Regions from separate parts of the Homo sapiens genome. Here all the other regions are linked to region 1. Evidence: chromatin loops called from intact Hi-C (ENCODE). Cell type or tissue: PC-3. All regions are shown on one strand. Links, peaks and the distances in the headings refer to the core of each region. The heading gives the core; the rest is flanking DNA. Region 1 overlaps GNA12 (G protein subunit alpha 12). Region 2 overlaps AMZ1 (archaelysin family metallopeptidase 1). Region 3 overlaps GNA12 (G protein subunit alpha 12).

The links. Hi-C counts contacts between places; a loop is a spot of excess contacts. Peaks named below come from ENCODE experiments on the same cell type or tissue, not always from the same donor. Only the 100,000 strongest peaks of a DNase experiment are listed, where the experiment ranks them.
Region 2: it touches region 1 in a loop (6-fold over the local background); 9 of 110 quality-filtered maps call a loop at or near these places.
Region 3: it touches region 1 in a loop (4-fold over the local background); 21 of 110 quality-filtered maps call a loop at or near these places.

What each region holds. Positions count from the first base shown.
Region 1 is chr7:2,816,477-2,823,894 of GRCh38, forward strand. The region is part of intron 1 of GNA12 (G protein subunit alpha 12); the gene reads right to left. Among named protein-coding and RNA genes, the nearest start is that of GNA12, 24 kb to the right of the region's middle. RefSeq lists enhancers at 4,531-5,220, 5,221-5,910. In PC-3, for the core only: CTCF peaks have their summits at 4,803 and 5,003; DNase peaks (open chromatin) are centred at 4,265, 4,955, 5,085 and 5,545; H3K4me3 peaks cover 866 bases; H3K27ac peaks cover 3,608 bases.
Region 2 is chr7:2,716,619-2,725,035 of GRCh38, forward strand. It overlaps AMZ1 (archaelysin family metallopeptidase 1), which reads left to right. Exons shown (of 7, transcript NM_001384743.1): 7 at 1-3,065. Among named protein-coding and RNA genes, the nearest start is that of AMZ1, 33 kb to the left of the region's middle. In PC-3, for the core only: CTCF peaks have their summits at 2,478 (motif pointing left), 2,680 and 4,483; a DNase peak (open chromatin) is centred at 4,483; H3K27ac peaks cover 686 bases.
Region 3 is chr7:2,757,163-2,765,579 of GRCh38, forward strand. All of the region lies in intron 2 of GNA12 (G protein subunit alpha 12), which reads right to left. It also overlaps a transcript of AMZ1 not described here. Among named protein-coding and RNA genes, the nearest start is that of AMZ1, 73 kb to the left of the region's middle. RefSeq lists enhancers at 826-1,115, 4,869-5,398, 5,929-6,457. In PC-3, for the core only: a CTCF peak has its summit at 3,602; no DNase peak of the experiment used is centred there; H3K4me3 peaks cover 320 bases; H3K27ac peaks cover 1,069 bases.

The sequences.
Region 1 (7,418 bases), core at 2,092-7,091:
TGTCTTGGCCTCCCAAAGTGCTGGGATTACAGGCGTGAGCCACTGCTCCCAGCCTAGCAAATCCATTTTTTAAATGATATATTCAAAATAATGCCATTTCCATAAATTCTTAAAAACAAGTAATATACATATTGATTATGGACTCAAAACATGTACAGAACACAAATTGAATAATTATCCAGCTCATGCCAGGGTTTCCTCGGTGGGAAGGGCAGTAGCAGCAGTGACAGTGAGAATGATATTGAAGCTAACATTCACTGAACACCTACTCTGTCCAGGCACAGGTCTAGCACACATTAACTCATTCAATTCTTAAGAGCGGCCAGGAGACATCCATGATTACTGTCCCCATTTCACAGATGAGAAAACTCAGGCTAGAGAAATGATCAGGAATGTGCAATGCACTCCGGTGACTTCTTACCGCCTCCTCTGCTCCCATCAAGTCAGTCTGGGTCTCTGCTGCTCTTCACTGATGCCCCTGCTCTCATTCTTGCCCACTTCCACCTCCTACCCCTGGAGGAGGTCTACACTCCCCACTTAACAAACAATGACCCTTTTAAAAACACAGTTGGGTCAGTTCAACTCTCTACTTAAACTTTCCAATGGCTTCCCATCATACTCCACTTTATTTTTATTTATTTATTTTTGAGACAGAGTCTCGCTCTATTGCCCAGGCTGTAGCGCAATGGCGCGACCTCGGCTCACCGCAACCTCCACCTCCAGGGTTCAAGCGATTCTCCTGTCTCAGCCTCCTGATAGCTGAAATTACAGGCACGCGCCACCATGCCCAGCTCATTTTTTGTATTTTTAGTAGAAACGGGGTTTCACCACATTGGCCAGGCTGGTCTCGAACTCCTGACTTCAGGTGATTCCTCCCACCCCTGCCTCGGCCTCCCAAAGTGCTGGGATTACAGGCATGAGCCACCACACCCGGCCCATACTCCACTTTAAATGAGAATCCTTACACAGCCTGCAAGACTGTATATCCTCCCTTACCCCAGCCACCCCATGTCCACCTGCTCTCTCGCCCTCACTCACTCTGCTCTGCCCACACCAGCCCCTCAGCTCTCTCTGTGGAGACATTATATATTTCTTCACTTACTCATTATTTGTCCCTAACCTGCCCATTACGCAGACAACATGGACTCTGACTTTTGGCCACTGCTGTTATTCCCAATGCTGAAAACAGCCCCTGGCACTCAGATGTTTGTGGAACAAATGAATGAATGCAGCTGATCCAAGGTCACTCAGGATTCTGGTCTAAGCAGTTTGGTTCCAGTATTAGGACTGGGGAGGAGAACGGAACATAGAAGAAACATCTAAAGTTATGACAAATGTTGTCATCTATTAATTGTGAATAAGGAATTCTTTGTTAATTATCATCTCCTCCTTCCATTCCTCCTTCCCTCCCTTTAGTTTTATTTTTAAGTCTCCATAAGTACACTACACATGAATTATTAGTTCCAAATGTATTAGAACACCTGCTTTCATAGTTAGGAAACTAAACAAAAAAAGAAGAAAAAGTACTAGCACACTGTAAGATTGCTCTTAATGTTTCAAGTGGGACTGTAGTTCACTATAACGTATTAAAATTAATTCAATGAACACGGAATGACTCCCTACACAGCTAACAGGCATGTCAGGGTTTTGTAGGTTCTGGGGGGAGTCATCATTAAGAACATCAATTATTTACATAATAGTGTAATTCTGCCATTAAAAAACTGGCCATCTGACATAGAACAAAGTTTGTTTACCACATCAGTACTGACATCTGGGGGCTGGGGAATTCTGTTTTGGAGCGCCTCACACACTGCAGGACAGTCAGCAGCATCTCCAACCATCAGATGCCGGCGGCACCCATCAGTGTCACAACCAAACACGCCTGCAGACGCTGCCAAATGTCCCCCTGGGGAGCATAGTCTCTCCAACGGAGAACCACTGATTAGAGGCTAGACAAACTACAGCTTGTAATAAAGAAAATACAACTTATAATAAAGAACAGGAAGCCTGGTGCGGTGGCTCATGCCTGTAATCCCAGCACTTTGGGAGGCCAAGGCACACAGATTGCCTGAGGTCAGGAGTTCGAGACCAGCCTGGGCAACATGGTGAAACCCCGACTCTAATAAAAATACAAACAATATTTGGGCATGGTGGCGTAGCCCTGTAGTCCCAGCTCCTCAAGTGGCTGAGGCATGAGAATTGCCTGAGCCCAGGAGGTGGAGGTTGCAGTGAGCCGAGATCGCGCCACTACACTCCAGCGTGGGTGACAGAGACCCTAACTTGAAAAAAAAAAAAAAAAGCAAAGGACAAACGAACAAGGGAGGGAGGCGACTCAAAGTGGCCTCTCCCACAGGTTTCGCTTGCCGTTTTCACTTACTCTCTCTGACCAGCCTCACAACCCTTTCATGGTCCCCTGTAACTAGAAGGCTGTAAGGCAGGCCACAAGCCCGTGGCACGGGCAGAATTCTAAAGATGGCCGGGGGTATTCATCAATTGGGAACCTAGGTGAAAGGTCTTTGCAGAGGTAATTAAGGCTACCAATCAGCTGAGCTTAAAATAGGGCGATTATTCTGGATTACCCTGCGAGCCTGATGGAGTCACCAGTCCTTACAAGCAGATGTGGAAGGTGGAAAAGTCTGGCAGGTTCCTTGTGAGCCGCTCGCTGCTGGTTCTGAGTTGCAGGGGCTGCAAGCAAGACTGGAGGGAGGCCTCCAGGAGCCGAGGGAGGTCAGAAAAGAAACCGGACCTCAGTCCTACAGCTGCAAGGACCTGAACCCTTGCCACAACCTGAATGAACTTGGATGCCGATGCATTCCCAGAGCCTCCAAAAAGGAACACAGTCCGGCTGGAACCTTCCTGTTAGTCTCATGACACTCAGGGCAACCAACTGAGCCACACTGTGCCCAGACCTCTGACCCAAGCAACTAGGAGCTAACAAATAAATGTTTTAAGTCCCGAAGCCTGTGGTAATTTGTTACAGTGGCAACAGAAAACCAAAACAGCTGTGGAGGTGTATGTGACTCATTACTGAAAGGTGAGTTTATAAGTGAGAAACACAATAACCAAAAGCAGTCCCCTTAAGAAATTCCCTAGTCTGCATAAAAGACAAATAATCCAAATTAAAAAAATGGGCAAAGGATCTGTATAGCCATATCTCCAAAGAAGATACGCAAATGGCCCATAAGCACATGAAAAGATGCTATACCTCATTCACCATCGAGGAAAGGCAAACCGAAAACGGGATGGCTGGAATTCAAAGGACAGATAAACACAAGCACGGTTAGACCCCAAAGACGTTATATTGGTGGGAACAGAAATGTTGCGGCCAATTCAGAAACACTCGGGTAGCTCGTCAAAATGTTAAACATAAAGCAACCATTTGACTCAGCAATTCCACTCCTAGGAATACACCCAAGAGAAAACATGTTCACACCAAAACCCGCACATGGATGTTTATAGCAACATCATTCATAACACACAAAAGATGGAAAGAACCTAGATGCCACTGACTGAGGCACGGATAAACAAAACGGGGCGTAGCAAAAGGGAATGCTATTCGGCCGCTTAGAGGGATGACGATGCCACGCTACAGCATGGATGAACTTTGAAGAAACGATGCTAAGAAGTCCGTCGCAGAAGACAACATACTGTATGATTCCATTTACATAAAATGTTCAGAAAAGGCAAATCAACAGCGTCGAGAGAAATCCACGGTGTCGAAAGTGGGCTGGTGGCCGCCCGGGGCTGGGGCTGGGGCAGGAGGAAAATGTGCAGTGGCTGCAGGGTTTCTTTCTGGGGTGATGAAAATGTTTTAAAAATTGACTGTGGTGATGGCTGCACAGCTCTGTAAATAGACTGAAGTCCACTGAATTGTAGGCTTTAAATGAGGGCATGGTATGATATGTGAGTTATAGCTCAATAAAGCTTTTTTTTTTTTTTTTTTAAGCTGAGGCCAGGCATGGTGGCTCATGCCTGTAATCCCAGCACTTTGGGAGGCTGAGGTGAGAGGATCGCTTGAAACTAGCCCAGGAGACATGCAAAACCTATCGCTACAAAAAAATAAAAAATAAAATTAAAAAAGCTAAAAAATTGAAAAAGAAAGTCCCAAGCGCTGTAAAGCACAGAGCACGGAAGTGACACACAGTGTGGCAGCTGCTTGTTGTCCAGACCTGCCCCACCGGCCAGTCACCAGCTCCTGACTCACTGACCACCCTGGCCTCTGCCCTGTAATCTTCCAAAGAGGAAACTCCAACTGTGTCTTTTAAAACTTTTTACTTTAGAGACAGGATCTCACTCTGTCACCCAGGCTGGAATGCAGTGGTGCAATCACAGCTCTCTGCAGCTTTCAAGCTCCTGGACTCAAGCCATCCTCTTGCCTCAGACTCCCATGTAGCTGGGATTACAGGCATGCACCACCATGGCCAGCTAATTTCTAAAAATTTCTGATAGAGATGGGATCTCACTATGTTGCTCAGGCTGGTCTTGAACTGCTGACTTCAAGAAACCTCCTGCCTTGGACTCCCAAAGTGCCAGGATTACAGGCGTGAGCCACCGCGCCCGGCCTACATCCATGTTTTCATCAACATGGACAAAACTCCACAGGAATCACTCCCATTTCACAAAAATGTTGTCTAGGTGAAAGATGCCAATCAATTATTCTCTGGTTAATGTTCTGCTTATTCTTGGCTTAAGAATTTTTGTGATGACGCTTAGATTACAGATGTTCTGCAAGACAGGCTGAGAAACAGAATCATTCCAATCACTCCTGCTGTATCCTGAGGGGAGACTCTCCGCCTGTTCAACACAGGGACACGCTGCCTCCCGTGGCAAGGTGACTGTCTTGCTGCTGACTCGGGCAAAAAGACCATGAGAATGAATTCACCAACCAGGGTTCCCTTCCCTCGTAAATACTGTGAGAAAATGGATGTCAGTCTCCAGCTGACCGCAGAGAAATCACGGCCAGGTGTTGGCACTTACAGAGAAGAATGAATACAGAACTGCTTTAATCATCCACTCAGGAAACTCCCCAATTGTATCAATGACTCTATATAAGGAAGCGAGGCTTGCAACTCCAAACGAACTCACTGGGTGGCCCCAAGCAAAACAATTCACCCCAAACGGTGTGCCCTATGGACAAGAGAAACTCCTGCAGTTATTCTATTTTCTCAGCTCCCTGCTCCTCGTTTTCCTCCACCTTAGCAAGACAGTGATGAACAATGCTAGGTAAGCTCTTTCCCTTCCTGTGGCAAGTCTAGTAGCAAAGGGCTAGTTGCCAGGAAACATGAGGTTACACCATATTCCTGCTTAGTGGAATCCTGACCTTCATGTTACTAAAACATGAAAAATACTTTGTTTACAAGATCATCAATATTAAAATTTGGCTTTCAAGTTCCCTAAGACCTTTTTCCTGTATTTATTACAAGAATTTATTTATGCATCCAACAAATACTCAAATGCCTACTATGTGCTGCCATGGTGCCAGGCCCTAGGGACACAGGGGAATCAGACCAGGCCCTCGCATGCCCGCCCAGGCTGACATTCCAGGATGTGATGACTAGAACTATGTAAAATGTGATATACACATCAACAAGGGTGATTCAGATTACCACCAACATTTCTTAACAAACCTAGCTAAAAAACGTTAGAATGTGCTTAGCCTTCCCATTCTCTTTTAACTTTTTATCTAAACCTACAAATTCTGAAGCTTCTGTGGGAAGCTATGCCTCCTCCGAGATGTTGTTCTTCGTACGTTTTCAACCATACAGCGGCAGCGACTGGAGTGGTTGTTTTGCATGTCAGGCTTCACTGGGCAATTTCTTCAGAATTCAGAGATCTACCTACTGGAACTAGCATCTGTAGACAGTCCAGTAACTAAGAGTGGTAGTTCTGAGTTAGGTGGGCCTGAGACCTGGCACACTCTTAACCTCCCCAATCTAAGACATATCTTATGGAAGTCCCCTTCTCAAACCCTGATAAAGATTGAAGGGCCAAGCGTGGTGGCTCTCGCCTGTAATCCCAGCACTTTGGGAGGCCAAGGTGGGAGGGCTGCTTGAGCCCAAGAGCGTGAGATCAGCCTCAATCAACAAAAAGAAAAAGGACTGCAAGCCCAGGGCAGGAGGACTGCTTGAGCCCAGGAGTTTGAGACCAGGCTGGGCAACATAGTGAGTCCTTGTTTCTACAGAAAAATTAGCCAGGCGTGGTGGTGCGTGCCTGTGGTCCCAGCTACACAGGAGGCTGAACTGAGAGGATCACTTGAGTCCAGAAAGTAAAGGCTGCAGCGAGCTATGATCGCCCCACTGCACTCCAGCCTGGGCGACAGAGTAAGACTCCGTTTCCAAAAGAAAAGAAAGATTTAAAGACAATGACTTGGAAAGGAGTTGAAGGAGATAAACACTCAACCCCCTCAGTCCCTAAGAGAGTCTGCTCAGCCCCCTCCTAGATGTGATAAAAAGGTGCTCCCTAGATTCACTATCAGTCCTCTGCCCATTCCCTGGCCTCCCATTACTGGAATTCAACATGGTTTAGGAGATTAAAGACACTGAGTCTTTCAGGGACATTACAGTTACCAACCACTCTGATGGCCTTGAAGAAAGTAACTTTAATTCTCAGTAACTATTTGTATATTATTTGTAACTAAAAACGTGGGGTCCGAGGCATCATCTATGGCAGGCTTTGTTGGAGGGCCTTTTCCAGGCTTCCTGGTGTAGTCCAGAGACGGCCCCATACCCTGAAGAACCCTTCTGTCTGCTTCATCCAGCATACACACAAACCCAAGGGACCCCGCCTTCCCCAGCTCTACAGAGACAAGAGGGAACTATTTATATAAAAAGGCTACTTATCTGACTGAAGGCTGATAGCAGTAAGGGCAAAAGCGTGTTCTGACACTCCAACTTCAACCGCAGCCCCAATTCAGGACTTTGACGGCATATGCAGGAGGAGTGCTTGGGGAAGGTAACAGGAACAGAGGGCATAAGGAAGAACAAATGAGAACCTTCAAGAATTAGACAATCATTCTTTGGTCTTTCAAGCATGCTAATAATAACCCTCTGCAGATTTAGAAAAATAAAACTGTTCGGGAAGAGGCCAGTCGTTGCTTAAAAGAATTAGAACAATTCGTTCAATAAGCACTTAGGAAGTGTCTGTTACAAGCTGGAATACAGGAAAAATAAAAATGCAATACTCAATGTCAAAGGATCTTTCATTCTAGTTGGCTAGGCAAGCTAAAAAAAAAATTAAAAATTAAAAAAGCATGTTGCAGACATAATAAAGCACAAACTACCTACTAATATCTATAAAACCCAATGCAAATGAGTAAACTTCATAGAATAAAGATCATGCAGTAAAATTACTTAGAGAAAGAAGCAATGTCTTTTCTAAGACTCTTTTTCCCATGAAAATAATGCGCATTCTAGAAAACA
Region 2 (8,417 bases), core at 1,800-6,799, 100 kb before region 1:
GAGGGTCTCCATACAGTGCCAAGGGAGCTGCTCTGCAGACCCACCAGGCAGGGACGGCCAGGCCTCGGAGAGAGGGACCGGCTGCCCTGCCCAAGGCCCACCTGGACAGGCAAGTCTTCCCTAGTGGGTCAGTCAACTCCACCGCTTAAGGGGTCCTTCCTATGTAACGGAATTTTTTTACATCATCATCGAGTCTCGAAATGACCTGTAAGGCAGATGGCTGCATCCCCACCATATGGCTGTGGCTGTCGAGATGGGACTGGGAAGGGCTGGAGCCTCAGAAACGGCAGAGCGGAAGTTGAGGCGCAGTCTGTTCTTGCTTGAACCCCGAGTTCTCCCGCTGTTGTGCAGCTTTCTAAAAGCAAGCTGGAGCGGTCTGAGCAGGAAGAGAGTAAGAAGGCGCACGGACGCGGGAGGCCTGCACCCTGATCCCTGAGCAGCCCCCACACACCGGCACCCACGCCCCTCGGTTCTGATAACCAGGAGGCTTTCTGGCCCGTGCAGCTCCTTCGGACTCTGAGGAGAGGCCTGGGTGGGTGGCCGGCACTCTTAGGTGAGGTGCCAACGAAAACACCCCCGTGATTGCTGGGGCTTCACTGATTTGTTTTGTTTATAAAAGGAGGGCGAGGCCTGCACAGGAATATTTTTATCCCCGTGAAGACGGAGAGAATCAGGGCTTCGCGACGGGGCTCATAGACCTGAACTGGGTCTGCCTGCCTGTGTGCTGGAAGCAAACGACGGCCCGTCCTCTAAGCTGGCTTTGCAGCTCCAGTAAGAGTGAGAGACTCACGGGGGCCTGGCTGCCGTCCTGGGAGAGGCCCCGGGAACCGGCTCGCCCTGTACCCAAGGGCTCTCTGGAGCTCACCCCGCACGCAGGCTGCTCCAGAGCTGAAATCTAGCTGTGATCCCTGTGGGGCAACTGCACACAGAGGTGCCCAGTTTCAAGGAAACCTAAAGCAGCAGCAAATTTATGGCTCTTGGAACACGAGGCTGTCAAAGATAAACACCGCAGGGTAATCTAGGAAACACTTCCGGCTTGACTGTAAAGAGCCCTGGCCTGCGAACGCTGTTAAAAACAGATGCAGATCGCGGGTGGAGACGGCCGGCCGAGCCTTCCCTTTTCTGACATCCTACAGCAGCACCTTGATGAATGAGAACCCGGAAGAATGGAGGTTTATTTTTGAACTCAGCTTCTTGGGTAGGGAGGCAAATGAAAACAGGCTGATGTCAGGGGTTTATTTTAAAAAGCAATTTCCAAGAAGCGTCCTGGGGTCACCACGCGTTCAGTCCAACTCTTCCCCGCTGCAGTGTTCCCGTGACGATGAGGCAAATCCAAATAGTCACCGGAGTCGAGCAAACACGGCGGCCCCTGCCTCCCCCGGCGGCTCCACAATGGCCCTCAGAGGGTCCGCGGCAGCCAGGCCCGTCCAACCTCCTGCCCTCTCTGAGAGGGGCCCGAGCTCTCGCAAGATTAACCAGAGACGACACCTACCAGATTCCACCACTGAGGCCTCCCTCGATGCCTGCTCCCTGGGCTTTTTAATGAACGCACTTCTGTCACATGGAAACTGAGCCCGGCATGGAGTCACGTGGCTCCACCCTGGGGCTCCTCTGATGCCGAGAGCTCTGGCTCTCCTGACTGTGGGCCCAGTGTCCATTTTCTCTCTCAGGCAGGGTGCTCTGCCCGCCACAGTGTGCCTGGTTTTCTGGATACAGCATGACTGAACCGCCCCTTCTCAGCAAAGGCCAACACGTCTTTCTCGAGTCCAAGACCATCTCCCGTTCAAGGGCCCTCACCGCGCTTTGTGAGTCTGTCTCGTGGGCCTCCTTCAGTGGTCTGTGACCAGCGGGAATGAATGGGGACGTGTTTTGTTCAGCCCTGACTCTTGGACGCTGGTGGCAGCCGCGGGCGCCCACTCACCTGGCACGTGGACGAAGGTGATGAGCGCGGCTGACGGCTCCCGGGGGCAGTGTGGGGTCCAGTCTGAAGCCGACGCCCCTCTCGGTCAGGCTTTCAGCAGCAGAAGGCAGTGGACTCTTCACCATTTCTTCCAACACTTTCTCACGTAGGAGCTCCACTGTCCCTTCTAACAGGACAGGGCTTGTGCAGCCGGGCTTGGTCTTGTGGTCAGGGAGAAGCGGGCAGGCCAGGGCCGAGCTGCGTCCGGCTCTCAGGGACTTCCTCTCCCTGTGCTCTGCCCACCTGGGGTAGGCCTCTGGGAACAGGGGAGTCACAGAAACCACGGGAAACGGAGTGGGTTGGAAGAGGCAGAGAACACGCTTTTCTCAGGGTCGCTTAACACAGGCAGGGGTACAGGAGAGCTCCGGCCATTTATTCCAAATGTATGAGCAGGAAGGAAAGAGGGAGGGAAGCTGCAAGAACAGGCGACTTTTTTTTTTTTTTTTCCCCCCCATCTGAAGTGAGATCAAACTTCTACCACATTCTACCTGTGCCCTTCTGGGTGGGTGGTGGCCGTCCTCTTGGGCGCCCCCTTGTGAGGGCTCGAGGCCTTTACTGGATGGGCAGGATGCGGGCAGCAGCTTTGTCGGCTGCCAACCCAACTCCTCCGACAGAACGGCAGGTGGCCCCTGTCGGAAGGGGGGTGTCTCTTTATTCCTGCCATCCTCCGGCCGCCTCTCCCGCCTGCACCACTTGGAGGCAGTTGTTTCACGTGGGGCTCTTGATGGCATAACCTGATGTCTGTCACGGACCCCCAAGCAGGAGCAATGCCTAAAGAGGGCAAAGGCCCGCGCGCCTGGCAGAGCTCCCTCCTCTGCTCCAACAGCAGAGCCCAGAGCATCCCTTGGCCCGACGCACAAGTCCCACAATAGCCTCTCCCAACGGGAACGACTTAGCCCTAATTACATGAGCTTTGATCACCGCTCGATTGTATGGCACAGTTATTTTTAAAAATCCAGTCCAAGTGGAAATACACCTGGAACATTTTATACTGCAATGACTGATGGACGACTTTGATATACAAAATAAATTGTTACTCAGCTTTTCTATAATGCTTACATCTTACATTTTCATTCTCAAAATTAATAAATGCTATCAACCCCAATTTTTTTTTTTTTTGAGATGGAGTTTCGCTCTTGTTGCCCAGCCTGGAGTGCAATGGTGTGATCTTGGCTCACTGCAACCTCTGCCTTCCAGTTTCAAGCGATTCTCCTGCCTCAGCCTCCCACGTAGATGGGATTACAGGTGCCTGCCACACCATGCCCGGCTAATTTTTGTATTTTTAGTAGAAATGGGGTTTCATCACCTTGGCCAGGCTGGTCTCAAACTCCTGACCTCGTGATCCACCCGCCTTGGCCTCCCAAAGTGCCAGGATTACAGGCGTCAGCCACCGTGCCCAGCCTCAACTCCAAATTTTAAAAAGGGCTTAAACGAAGAGGATGAAATTCTGGAAGGCTAAATGAAAAGAGAATGTGTCTGTTGAATTCGATAAGCAATTCCTTGCATTTGAGAAGGCAAGGAGCCGACGGGAACCTACCGACAGGGCTGCCACGCACTGCTGCAGAGCTTTCCGTGCAAAGCGCGGCTCCCCTCTGAGACTCGGCTCCTCTGCTGACATGGACCGGTTCATCTACCCACGCGGACGCCCATCCACAAACACTTAGTCACTGCTGGAGGCTTTTAAAACACCTGTCAAATGAAGAGTCACTTCACAAATGTTCACTCCCCGTTTCCATGTCTCCCCACGTCAGGGTGAACACTTTTTATGCGCTGTGACAAAAAGAGAAAGACTAGTGTGTGTTTTGGGGGCTGGAGGGGATCATTATTTTTTTGAATTTTTATTTATTGAGACAGAGTCTGTGTTGCCCAGGCTGGAGTCCAGTGGTGCGATCTTGGCTCACTGCAACCTCCGCCTTCTGGGTTCAAACGATTCTCCTGTCTCAGCCTCCCAAGTAGCTGGGACTACAGGCGCCTGCCACCAAGCCTGGCTAATTTTTGTATTTTTTAGTAGAGACGGGGTTTTACCGTGCTGGCCAGGCTGGTCTTGAACTCCTGACCTCAAGTGAAACACCGAAGTCTCCCAAAATGCTGGGATTATAGGTGTGAGCCACTGCGCCCAGCCTTTAAAAAAAAAAAATTATTTTAGATACAGGGGTCTTGCTATGTTGCCCAGGCTTATCTCAAATGCCTGGGCTCAAGCGACTCTCCTGCCTCAGCCTCCTAAGTAGCTGGACTACAGGTGTGTATCTCTACACTGAGCTAACTAAAAACTTGTTTTTGGTAGAGACAGGGTTTCAGCCACGTTGCCCAGGCTGGTTTTGAACTCCTGGGCTCAGGCAATCCTACTGCCTCGGGCTCACGAAGTGCCTGGATTACAGGTGTGAGTCACCACGCCCAGCCCGTTATTTCTGTTTATACGAATGTCACAGCATGTTTCCTGTGTGACCCTGCGGGCTGTCATCGCTGGCTGCCTGCCTTACGCCCACAGGTCTGGTGGTGGCGACCAGCAGCTGCAAAACGACCGACTCTATTGAAGACACACTGGGTGGCGCGGGAGGTTCCTGCCAATGCCGGGAGGAAGAGCAACCCAGGACGCCTGTGCCTGGGAGGGATGGAAAGGCCAGGGGAGGGTGGAGCTCAGGAGTGGAAGCACAGGGACTAAGGCCTGAGCCGGGCCCTGTGCTGAGCGCTCACCTCACTCTCCTGCCGCGCACCGCAGATGTGTGGAAGATGTGAGGAGGCCTCTGCTTCGGGAAAGGTGCTTGCCCCACGGTGGAACGCACTCTGGAAGCCCGTGGATGCGACGCATGCTGCAGAATCCACTGCCACACACATTCTTCTGTTTGAAAGCAGTAGGTGGGCTGGGCGCAGTGGGTCACTGTAATCCCAGCACTTTGGGAGGCTGAGGTGGGTGGATCACGAGGTCAGGAGATCGAGACCATCCTCGCTAACACGGTGAAGCCCTGTCTCTACTAAAAATACAAAAAATTAGCCAGGTGTGGTGTCAGATGCCTGTAGTCCCAGCTATTTGGGAGGCTGAGGCAGGAGAATGGTGTGAACCTGGGAGGTGGAGGTTGCAGTGAGCCGAGATCGCGACACTGCACTCCAACCTGGGCAACAGAGCGAGACTACGTCTCAAAAAAAAAAAAAAAGATAGCGGCGGGTGGGTGCCACACTCAGGGGCCCCCCACTTCTCAGCAGTGGCGGGGGAGGCAGGGACATAACACGCCAGGAAAACAGGTGTAATTTAAGGCACATTTTAATAGATTTATAAAAATCATATATACAAAACATGTTAAACTAACCACCGTGGCTATAACATATATTTTTACACTTTATCATATCTTAACCTCGTACACTGTATTCGTAAACCAAGTCCGGTCACGGCATGATGGCCCGGCGCAGGTGGTGCTGGCGCTGTAGCGACCGTCTTGGAGGGGCTGCACAGAGCACTCGGTTCCTTTCTGTATTTAAGGTCCTGAAAGGCACAGGCGCTAAAGCCAGAAGGCCGTCCAACTGGTCCCTTCGGCAGTGTGTCCTCCTGCTGCGTGGGCTGGGGCCTGAGCACAGGAAAGGGAGTTCAGGACACGGTGGCCATGAGTAGGTGCCAAGCTTACCACACTGAATTTCCTGGCGACGCTTGTGCCCATCGATGTGAGCTGGTTCAAATGGAGTTAAGAAAAAGGGCATTTCGAATTTTTTTTTTTTTTTTGAGACAGACTCTCGCTCTCTCGCCTGGGCTGGAGTGCAGTGGCGCGATCTCGGCTCACTGCAAGCTCTGCCTCCCGGGTTCATGCCATTCTCCTGCCTCAGCCTCCCAAGTAGCCGGGACTACAGGCGCCCGCCACCATGCCCGGCTAATTTTTTATATTTCAGCAGAGACGGGGTTTCACCGTGTTAGCCAGGATGGTGTCGATCTCCTGACCTCGTGATCCATCCGCCTCAGCCTCCCCAAGTGCTGGGATTACAGGCGTGAGCCACCGTGCCCAGCCAGGACATTTTGAATGTTTTAAACCAATTTGCCTGACAGGTCAAAAGGTAATTTTTTGAGATTCGAGACTGACAGATGCAACAGAGATTTTAAATTTTGCATAGGCTTGTTAAGAACCCAGACTGGGTGCAGCGACTCATGCCTGTAATCCCAGCACTTCAGGAAGGCTGAGGTGGGAGGATCACTTGAGGCCAAGAGTTCAACACCAGCCTGGGCAACACAGTGAGACTCCATCTCTATACAAAATTTAAAAATTAGCCAGGTGCGGGTGGTGGCCACATGCCTGTGGTCCCAGCTACTTGGAAGGCCAAGGTGGGAGGACTGCTTGAGCCCAGGAGTTTTGAGGCTGCGATGAGCTATGATCACACCACTGCACTCCAGCCTGGGCCACAGAGCAAGACCCTATATTTAAAATAAAATAAAGTAAAATAAAATAAAACAAAATAAAAATCAAGAAGGTTCACTGTGTAAAAAAAAAGTAAATCTGAAATGCATTTGCATGGCAGTTGTACAACCTGTGAGTGGTGTAGAAATTATATGTGACTTGAGTACATTTTATAAAAGAAGAAAAAAAAATTGAACAGGTTGACTCCTAATAAGAAAGCACCACAGAGTGTACAGCCCACGGTGCCTGTGGGCTGTGTGGGGGCCCTGCTGCAGACGCGTGCTCAGCACCTGTCACCCACAGCTAAGTCACAAGAGCTGCTGGCACCTGTTTGCAGGGGAATGTGGCAACATGCACCCGGGTGCATCCAGACAGCCTGGGTGAGCGGGAGAGCCACAAAGAACCAACTTCATTCGTGTGATTTCCAGATGCAGGTCTGGTTCAGTTCTTGATGCCCGAGTTTCAAAGTCTCCTACCTGACCAAGTGTCCTCGGCCTAGTTTGTACTGACCTTCTTTGAGGAGCACAGATGGGAAACACATTGGTGGCGAAGATCTCCTGCATCACCCCGAGGCTGCGGGAGATCCCTTGGGAGCCAGCTGTCGGACTGAGGAGGAGGAGGGGTGCCACAGTCTCGAGGGGTTCACGCTGCTGGCCACAGCCCTGCATGCCCCCTCGGCGCTCCCCAAGCTCTCGGGGACGATTCAGATCAGCTTTCCCCACAGCTTCAGGGCAGAGGCTGAAGTTGCAGACAGCAACGATGGAGGCCTGCAGGTCAGGCACCGCGGCTGTCCCCAGCAACCCTGTTCTCAGAGACTCCCTCTGCGCCTGGAGCTAGTACCAGAGAGCCCCGGAGCTGGGCCTGGAGGACTTTACATCCTCCTCACAGAGGGCCACGCTCTTGACCACCCCTACATCTGTCTCTGCGGCGATAAACTTTCCCTCGACTGGACTTCTGGCCAGATTTTTTTTTGAGACAGTCTTGCTCAGTTGCCCAGGCTGGAGTGCAGTGGCGTCATCTCAGTTCACTGCAATGTCCACCTCCTGGGTTCAGGCAATTCTCTGCCTCAGCCTCCCGAGTAGCTGAGATTACAGGCGCCTGCCACCACACCTGGCTAATTTTTTGTATTTTTAGTAGAGATGGGGAGTGGGGGGGCGGGTCTCACCATCTTGGCCAGGCTGGTCTTGAACTCCTGACCTCGTGATCCACCCGCCTCAGCCTCCCAAGGTGCTGGGATTACGGGCATGAGCCACTGCGCCCGGCCACTTCTGGTCAGACTTTAACAGACGAGCTACACGGTCTAAGCCAGCTGGGGCTCACCAGCGCCGGGCAAGGCCAGACCTGCGACCTGTCGAGAAGATGTGGTCCTCCAGGAAAGCTCTACTTCAACGACAAATAGGTGGGGTTACGTTCATTTGGGTGAAATGCATCAGCTTTTAAAATCACAGAATGAAGTGAGTTCACTGTTAATTAAAGGGTGCCAAGGTGACAGGCCTGGAACAAGAGCCCTTCATTTTCACCAACAGGACCAGGCAAGAGACGGGAAGCCCTTCCACCGACCATGGCCCTCTGTGCCTCTCTGCACCCTCCCACCCCACCCACGAGGGCCAGGCTGTGTGTCGGCCCGGCAGGAAATTCAGGCTGACGTGGGACCCCACGGTAACTGCACCTGTGTCCCGCTTTGGTTCATGTTACAACACACATCCGAAAGAAAACCAAAGGGAGAAAATAACCTCCTTGAACCTGCTTAAGAAAAAGCACCTAAGTTTTGGGTGGAGCTGTTTCTACTACTGTGAAGTCAGCCACTGAGCCGCATTTCCAACACGACTTCCAGCAAATCACCGTCAGCCACGTGCCGAGGCTGCCGGGCGCGTGAGAGTCTCACAATGACAATGTCCGGGAAGGATTTCCAAACGTCAGGGTTAAGCATGGGAGCGATTCTCGTCCCCGCCACACCCGGATCCGCCAGGACAGAGAAGCCGGTACCCCAGCGGGTGGTCTGCTTTTCTGCGCAGAAGCACTGTGGTCTATTTCTGAGTTCTACCCACTTCCTACCCCTCACCGCACACAAACACTAACTT
Region 3 (8,417 bases), core at 1,404-6,403, 60 kb before region 1:
TCTTGCTCTGTCACCCAGGCTGGAGTGTAGTGGCACGATCTTGGCTCACTGCAAGCTCTGCCTCCCGGGTTCACGCCATTCTCCTGCCTCAGCCTCCCAAGTAGCTGGGACCGCAGCGCCCGCCACCATGCCCGGCTAATTTTTTGTAGTTTTAGTAGAGACAGGGTTTCGCCATGTCAGGTGGGCCTTTTAAAAGAGGTGCTCTCCTGCTGACCTAGAAGAAAGCACACAGCCGTGTTATGAGGAGGAGCCACGTGGCAAGGAAGTGAGGGCACCCCTAGGAGCTGCCAGCTAGTAAGAAAATGGGACATCAGTCAGAGGACTGCAAGGAAATGAACTCTGCCAGTACCAGTGAGCTTGAAAAAGGATGACAAGCCTTAGATGGGAACGCGGCCAGGTGCACCAGCCTGCGAGGTTCCGAGCAGAGCACGTGGCGAACTCTGGATGCCCAGGCTGCTGACCCAAGCACATTGGGAGATCATTACATCTGTGCCGTTTTAAGTTGCTAATTGGTGGTAATCTTTTCATCCAGCAACAAAAAACCTTTAGTACTTCTTAGGGCAAAATAACCATGAAGCATAAAGGAAAATGTCATCTTCCCTGCACATTCTCAGCCCCAGGGACCTCTTGCACTTAGTACGTACTGAACGCTTGCTGAGTCAATGAAGACATGTGTTTTTTCAAACCTGACTTTTTAAATGGCAGCTTAAATATTTTTTCCTTTAATAGCTTAGTGGTTCTCTGACTCCTGTTCGCTGTCCCCACATCAGAATAGCAATAATAAGGAATGATTCTTCCCTCCCCCTGCAAATGTAGCTGCCTGGTTAACACAGAACACAAGCTCTACAGACCTAATAAATGTCTGGAAAACCTCTTGCTTGGGGATGAGTCACTCCCTAACTCAAAACCAACAGGATGAGTCAGCAGCTGTTGCTTCAGGCTCTTTATGGAAAGCCCCTCTATTTTTACTATCCTATTCTTAAACAAAGACAAAAACCCAAAAACTCAACATCTCCCCAACTATCGATGCTTACAGTATTAGAAATGAAAACTCAGAGCTTTTAAGAAAACAAGGCTTTAGGGCCGGGTGCAGTGGCTCACACTGTAATCCTAGCACTTTAAGAAAACAAGGCTCTGCAAACACTTATCTCATTCGCCATCCAAGTGATGACATCCTCATACGTCGTGTGGCCTCTGAAAAGCTCCAATGCAGGCTTGCACATGAAAGAGGGTGTAAAGGGCAGACAGTGTCTCAGCAGTTTCATGTGTTCTGTGCTGTCAGGGTTCTAAGACGAGCCTCAATGACACACGCCCTGTGCAATTTCTTCCCCTGCAGCGTGGGAGGAAGCTGGAGTGTGATGGAACGTATCTCCTGTGATTGGGCGACTTTCAGCTAAGCCAAAGGGAGGTGATCTTGGTGGGCCTGATCTAATCAGGGGAGCCTTTCAAGGAACCTGGGGGAACCCCTGAAAGGGTCTCGGGGGCCCCCACAGCACACTTGGAGGAACCCCTGTGCTAGAGAGGTTGGTGCCTGTGTAGCAGCGTGCCCCTAACAGCAGAGTCACAGCCCTAGGCTGGAAGCCACCAGTGCCCACCTCTGGTTCAGTGGATAATCAAGTGCAGTTTACTCATCTAATAGAACACCACAGAAGAATGGATATGAGAGGGTTATCACCGCATGTATCAACATGATGGGTCTCTGCTGGGCGCGGTGGCTCATGCCTATAATCCCAGCGCTCTGGGAGGCCGAGGTGGATCACCTGAGGTCAGGAGTTCGAGACCAGCCTCCTGATATGGTGAAACACCGTCTCTACTAAAAATACAAAAACTAGCGGGGCGTGGTGGTGGGCGCCTGTAATCCCAGCTACTGGGGAGGCTGAGGCAGGAGAATCACTTGAACCCAGGGGGCGGAGGTTGCAATGAGCCGAGATTACACCATTGCACTCAGCCCTGGGCCACAGAGCAAAACACTGTCTCAAAATAAATAAATAAATAAATAAATAAATAAATAAATAAATAAATAAATAAAATAAAAATAAAAACCCCATGATGGATCTCAAAATATAACGCTGAAGAAATAAGTCATAAAATGGTTATACTGTCCTTATTTACATGAAGTTAAAACACAGGCAAAAGGAAACAAAGCGCTAGCTGTAAGAACTCACACCTACCTTGCACTTCCTATGTGCCTGCACTGTTCTAAGGGCCTCCCCCATATCACCTTCATTCTCACAATACTCACGGTGTGTTATTACTGTTCTGTCCATGTGACAGATGGGAAGACTGAGACAAAGTGGTTAAATAACATGCCCAAGTGGTAAGTTACTACTGTTTAGGAATAGGTGGTAAAAAGACAAGTAAAAGGAAAGGAATAATTAGCCAAATACTAGAATAGTGGTGACGCTGGGGTGGCGGTAGTGGCTCACATGGGGTTTATGAATTACTGTTGATGTTTTTCATCTGAGTGGCAGGTTCAGAGGTGTTTGTTCATGCTGTTTCACGCTGTGCCTATTTTTTCAGACCCTCTTCTGTAGTCATACAGGATAGGAGAGAGATGTATACACTTCAGAATTTTAAAAAGAGCAAAAGAGAAAAAACACAGACTGAAGGCCATGAAAAAAACTGTCCTTAGGGCTGGGCCGCTCCCTCCAGGCAGTTTCTGCAACGGGTGCAGATGCCGTCCAATGCGATTGTCCGCCCCCGTCTCAGAGCCCCACGGCCAGCTGAGGTCCTTTGAAAAGCTCCGCTCCCTGCTTTCTGCCACCTGCTCCTGCCAAGCAGGCTGTGTAGGCTGGAAGCCACCAGTGGCTTTGTCACATGACCACAAATGCATAAAAATGACAGGAACACTCAGTTTTAAAAGTATTTTTTAAAATATGAAAACACTAGGATGTCAAGGTTGAGGAACTGAAGGTCAAGAGCTCCAAGGCCTCTGTTGGCAATGTGTAGCTTGGATGTGTGGACAAAGAGAGCCCCACGTGATGGACGTGCTTTCTTCCCATCGCCCGCCTCTGCCTGGGGAAGGAGTGGAGATTGAAGACACACCCAACGCGTGCAGAGTCCAGGCAGGAGGGCACACCCCAGCACGAGCTGCTCAGGCTCGCCTCCCAGCAGCGCTGCCTCCCTAGGTCCACAACCTGCTGTGTTCTGCACAGGCTCGACTCAATAGAATGCCTTACCAGTACACCAGGGGGACACCAAGTCAGAGGATCTGAACTGGCTCACTGCCAATCACCCAGGAGATCAAAGCAATCAATGTCAGTGGTCTTTCCCGGACGCTGTGGTAAGCACCTGAGAACCACCCAGGCCCTTCTGCCTGTCAAATCAACACCGTGGCTTCACTTCCTTCTGGGCAGAGCCTATTCTTCATTCCAAAGACCTAAGATGACTATGGCACCACGTCACATCAGGGCGTCCCTGACGAGCACTGCACCAGAGCCTGTGAAGACTTTCCACACACATCCCTCAAGCAGGACAGACCTGTCACTGTCCCTTTAAACCTTCCCAACCTCCACCCTCCAAATCCATCTCCATTTCCTTCTACAGGCAGCTTATCCAGAGCTAAGTTTAGCTACGACCATTTCTAATCTTTCCTCTAGGGACAGCGTCGAGCTCCCTACTGCTGGACCGTCCCAGCTGCGTGGCTTTACCAAGTCACCAGAGGTTAGCTTGTCTGCAAGAGGCTGGTGACACGAGGAACAGAAGTTGTCACATCCTCACAGCAATGTGGCTTCTTTGGTGGGGAGTGGGGGGTTCTGGCTGGCACCTTCCCCACTCCAGCTCCCCCTGTCCTTCCCACAGTCTTGACGAAGTTGCTTGCTCTCAGTCCTCACAGTTCATGGGTAGTTTTGGGACAGCATGTTGTTTTAGACCCAAAACAATGACATGTAAACGGAGTCAGGAACGTAGCACGCATCTCATAGAAAGCATTTCCTACACGTCTGGCTCTCGGCTGTGGGGCTCCTCTTAGAGTTATGCGGATGGGAGACAACCACGGCCGCCTCACCGAGCCACCGTGCACGGCACTGCGCAAACAAGCTCCCAGCACAGCAGCCCCGGCTCTGCTACCTCCCGGCCGTGGATGGCACAGTCCCCCTCTGGGTCTCAGTTTCCTCTTCTATGAGGTCAAAGCCACCACCCCATGCTCACAGAGCCGTCTGCTGGCTATGCCTAGAGGCACGGGGTGGGCACGCAGATGGCAGCTGTGATTTCCCTGAAACCAGACATCTGTGCCACACAGACTCCCAAGGACGGCTGACTTCATGGCAGAATTTGAGATATTTCAGAAGCCTAGTACAAATAAAGAAGAAAACCAGAAACTTTTTCCTAAAACCTGATGCAATTCAGGATGACTAAAAAGAGCTGGAACGGACAGCATCGCCCTCCAGAATTGTCACTACCTCATCTACCGAATTCCTAGGATACAAACAGTTCTCACTTTACACAGGGCACGTTCCCGAACCGGCCTCTCAGGACGGAACCCAAAGACAATTTCACAGGATTTACAATTTGCAGCTATTGGTTCTCCTTTGACCGAATCCTTGAATTTGCTTAAAAAACAATGAAGAGTTGACAAGATGGGCCACTGGAAAATGAAAAGAGCATCGGCACTTCACGTTCATTAAAACGTGAAGAGATGACCAACTAATGCTGCTTTCATACCCTGGATAGTGCTGAGTACCTAACAGCTCTTTAGGTCACAACGTAAAATTCGGCTTCCAGCTGGTCCAGTTTTCCCATCTGTCGTATCCACGGAATGTCCAAATGTAAGGGAAAAATGTGGAGTGTCCAGCCGCCCACCAGTCCACCCAGCACCACAGCCTAACCTCACCGAGGCCTCCCAGCACTCACACAGAACACTCGCAGAGAACTGCGGCTCCATCCGCATTCCTTACCTTCATTACTGTCCCTACCTCCAGCCCCTCCAGAAAAAAGCGAAAGCGGCAGAGAAACCTGTGAAAACAAGACATGCCAAAAATACTGACTCAAAATACCAAAAGCTCTCACCCTGAGGTGGAGGGGTCAACCCAGGCTTCGTTTCTAGGAGAAGTTGTAAGGGCTTCGTGTTCTGCACTGCTAGGAAACACCACCCTGACTTAGGGTCGTCACAGAAGGTGCACATGGCGGGGCCGGCGTGCACCCACCACTCACGCCAGGCGCTGCGCGACTGCTGCTGGACACACACGATCCCACCGAATCCAGACACGGTATGGCGGTTCCCACTTTCCTCACTGAGGAAACCAAAGCTTAGACGTTAACTTGGCCAAGGGCAAAAACGCTACTTAACTCCAAAGTCCAGCCTCTGAACCCACCCGTGTGCGGGGCCTGAGGTGTGAGTAGCCTAACTGTGGACTACAAAAGCAGTTCCACCACGCCTTCTATTCTGGAGTTAGATCCAATGACATTTCCTGAAAATTACATTTACAAACCCAAAAAAGGACAATCCCCTTCCGGATAAGACCCCAATGCCATGAAGCACAGAGCGGCAGGACGATGAGAGGATAAATCATTTGGAAAGAAACCACGCTGCCCGGGTGGAGGAGCGCCAGAGGGAAGCAGGCCCCATGTCCTCCCTCCCGCAGGAAGTGCACCAGGCCCGTCCTTTCCACCCAGGCTGTACAAAAGGGAGGAGGAGCACTCAGGGCGGCCTCCCATCCGCCACACACCCAGTCAGCGCGGCTCCGAAGCAGGAGAGGGCCAGCTCCGAGCCCTGCTCGTGGAGCCATTGGTGCTGCGGCGGGGAGAAGAGGCCACAGGCGGGGACGCCCCAGACACTCCCGTGGGGCCCGTGCCAGGGTCTCCTGCTCCTCAGAAAGAGCCCTTGTGTGCTACTGTGGTCGCCAACAGCCCCGCCGGCCACTGGCCCAGGACTCAGCGTGCCGTTCCTCCAGGACGCAGACCGGGGCTCCCTACCAGCCTTGAGTGAGAGACCACAAGCAGCCTCTGAAGTCATCTTCCTCTCTCTTCTCAGAAGCATTTCTCGAATATTCTGCTGACAAGAGGTTAGCAGGACTTCACAAGACACCCCAACACACACACACACACACACACACACACACACACACACACGGTCTCAACACAGTTCAGAAAACACATTTGCCTTCCCAGGCCCGTGGGAGGAGTGCTGTGAGGCTGAGACACAGCCCGGCTTGCTGACGGCACAAATGCCGGTGCGCCCTCGGCACAGTTTGTTTGCTTCATCGGGCGGAGAAGGCCGAGTTCCAGCTCAGGGAGCCCACAAAGGAGCTCTTCCTATGGCCCTGCCAAACGCCTGGAGCAAAGGTTTTGTCTGGAAAAGCTCCCCGAGCTCCCTCAACCCCGGCAGCAGTGCTGCTCTATGGCTGAGGATGAAGCTCCAGTCCATGTCCCAAGCAGTGTCTCAATTCTCAATGGTCCTGTAATCTAAGGCTAGCTCGAAACAAAAAACAATTATTTTAAGGTCTAAAATATGCAGAAAGAGCTGCAGTGAACACATTTACACTTCCCAAGGACAAGCATCTAAGGAAGATCCCTGGTAAGAATGAGAAAGCCTGGGCTTGTCCAGGAAACCAAAGCTTCTTCTAAATGTGCCTTCCCTGCACAAAATGCCTCCCCCACAGGCTCTGCTTTTCCTGTCGCCTGGAACAAGAAAGCTCCCTGGGCAGGCGAGGCCGGGACCTCTGCACTGAGATCCCCACTCAGTGGCCTCCATGGCTGGCAGAGAGCGAGGGAGACGGAGAGAGAAGGAGCTCAGCTGAGCTGTTGCTTTAGAGTCTTGGTTAAAGTGAATCCAATTATGCACCCTTCTTTCCTATAGCAACACTACAGGGGCATGAGAACAGGGTACGCACCTAAAGTGAGGCTTGCCTATACTTTCTAGAAGTCTTCCTAAGGCTGCTGTGCTGGTGTCCTCTGATTGGTTGAGTATTTTTTATCATTTTGGTTTTGAGACAGGGTCTCACTCTGTTGCCCAGGTTAGGGGGCCGTGGTGCAATCATGGCTCACTGCAGCCTCAAACTGAAGTGGGCTCAAGTGATCCTCCTGCCTCAGCCTCCTGAGTAGCTGGGACCACGGGCACGTGCCACCTATCCCCAGCTAATTTCTTTTTTTTTTTTTTTTTTAATAAAGATGGGATCTCACTATGTTGCCCAGGCAGGTCTCAAACTCCTAGGCTGGAGTGATCCTCCCATCTCAGCCTCCCAAAGTGCCAGGATTCCAGGCGTGTGCTCCCGCATCCAGGCAGTCTGGTTTATTATTCACACAGAAGTACATCTGATATTGCTGACCAGAGGAGAGTTGAGATTCCGTATGAAGTCTATTTGTTCAATTACCTGAATCCTCTGAGACGCCCCAGTTGCCCAGTATTCACAGTGGTTGTGGTCGGGCTCAGCGTTTACTTCACAATCCAGACTCCTGGGCTTTGTCTCTGACATGTGAATGAATGATCTCCTCTGCCATGGCTTAGGGAGCCAGGGCCTGTCAGCTGGTCTCATCAGAGCTGAGGCTGCCCTCGAGGTGGGGTTCTGTCTGAATGCATCTGAGTTTTGCTTTATTTCTCTGTAAACTGTAGGTGAGCTGGGTGAACCCAGTAGCTTCAGCCACAGCTGGGAACTGAAGCAGCATCTGAAGTCCCTCTCATTCTCCCAGCGTGAGCCGGCGGACCCTGAAGGGAACACTGAGACTGACCACAGCTGGACTTGCGCCGCCTCGTCCTCTTAGTGAATGAGGTCCTCAGAGGCTTAAGCACGCGTTAGTTATCCAAAATGCTTCTGTTCAGGTGAATGCACAAAGCGTTGAGGTAGGTCAACTGCATTTTGTACGGTGGAAAAGTAATAAGCAGTTTGCTTTTTGTATTATAATGAAAATGAAAACCTTTCCTTAAAGGAAAGGAAGCATAATCTCAGAAATCTGAATCCAGGGAATCCCAAATAACCCCCCCAAATTTTAATCCTTGACATTCATAATCACTTGGATTAAAATCTAAGGGAAAAAAAGAATCACAGGCTGACTTTTTTTTTTTTTTTGAGACGGAGTCTCGCTCTGTCGCCCAGGCTGGAGTGTGGTGGCGCAATCTCGGCTCACTGCAAGCTCCGCCTCCCGGGTTCACGCCATTCTCCTGCCTCAGCCTCCCGAGTAGCTGGGACCACAGGCACCCGCCACTGCGCCCGCCTAATTTTTTTGTATTTTTAGTAGAGATGGGGTTTCATTTAGTAGAGATGGTGTTAGCCAGGATGGTCTAGATCTCCTGACCTCGTGATCCGCCCGCCTCGGCCTCCTAAAATGCTGGGATTACAGGCCTGAGCCACCGCGCCCAGCCTACAACAGGAAGACTTTGTTAAATGAATGAGCGCGCAGGGAAGAGCAGGTGCTTTGTGAACTTGAGAGCTTCACTTCCTAATCCTGTGACTCCAACATTCAATTAAAGGTAAAGAAAACCA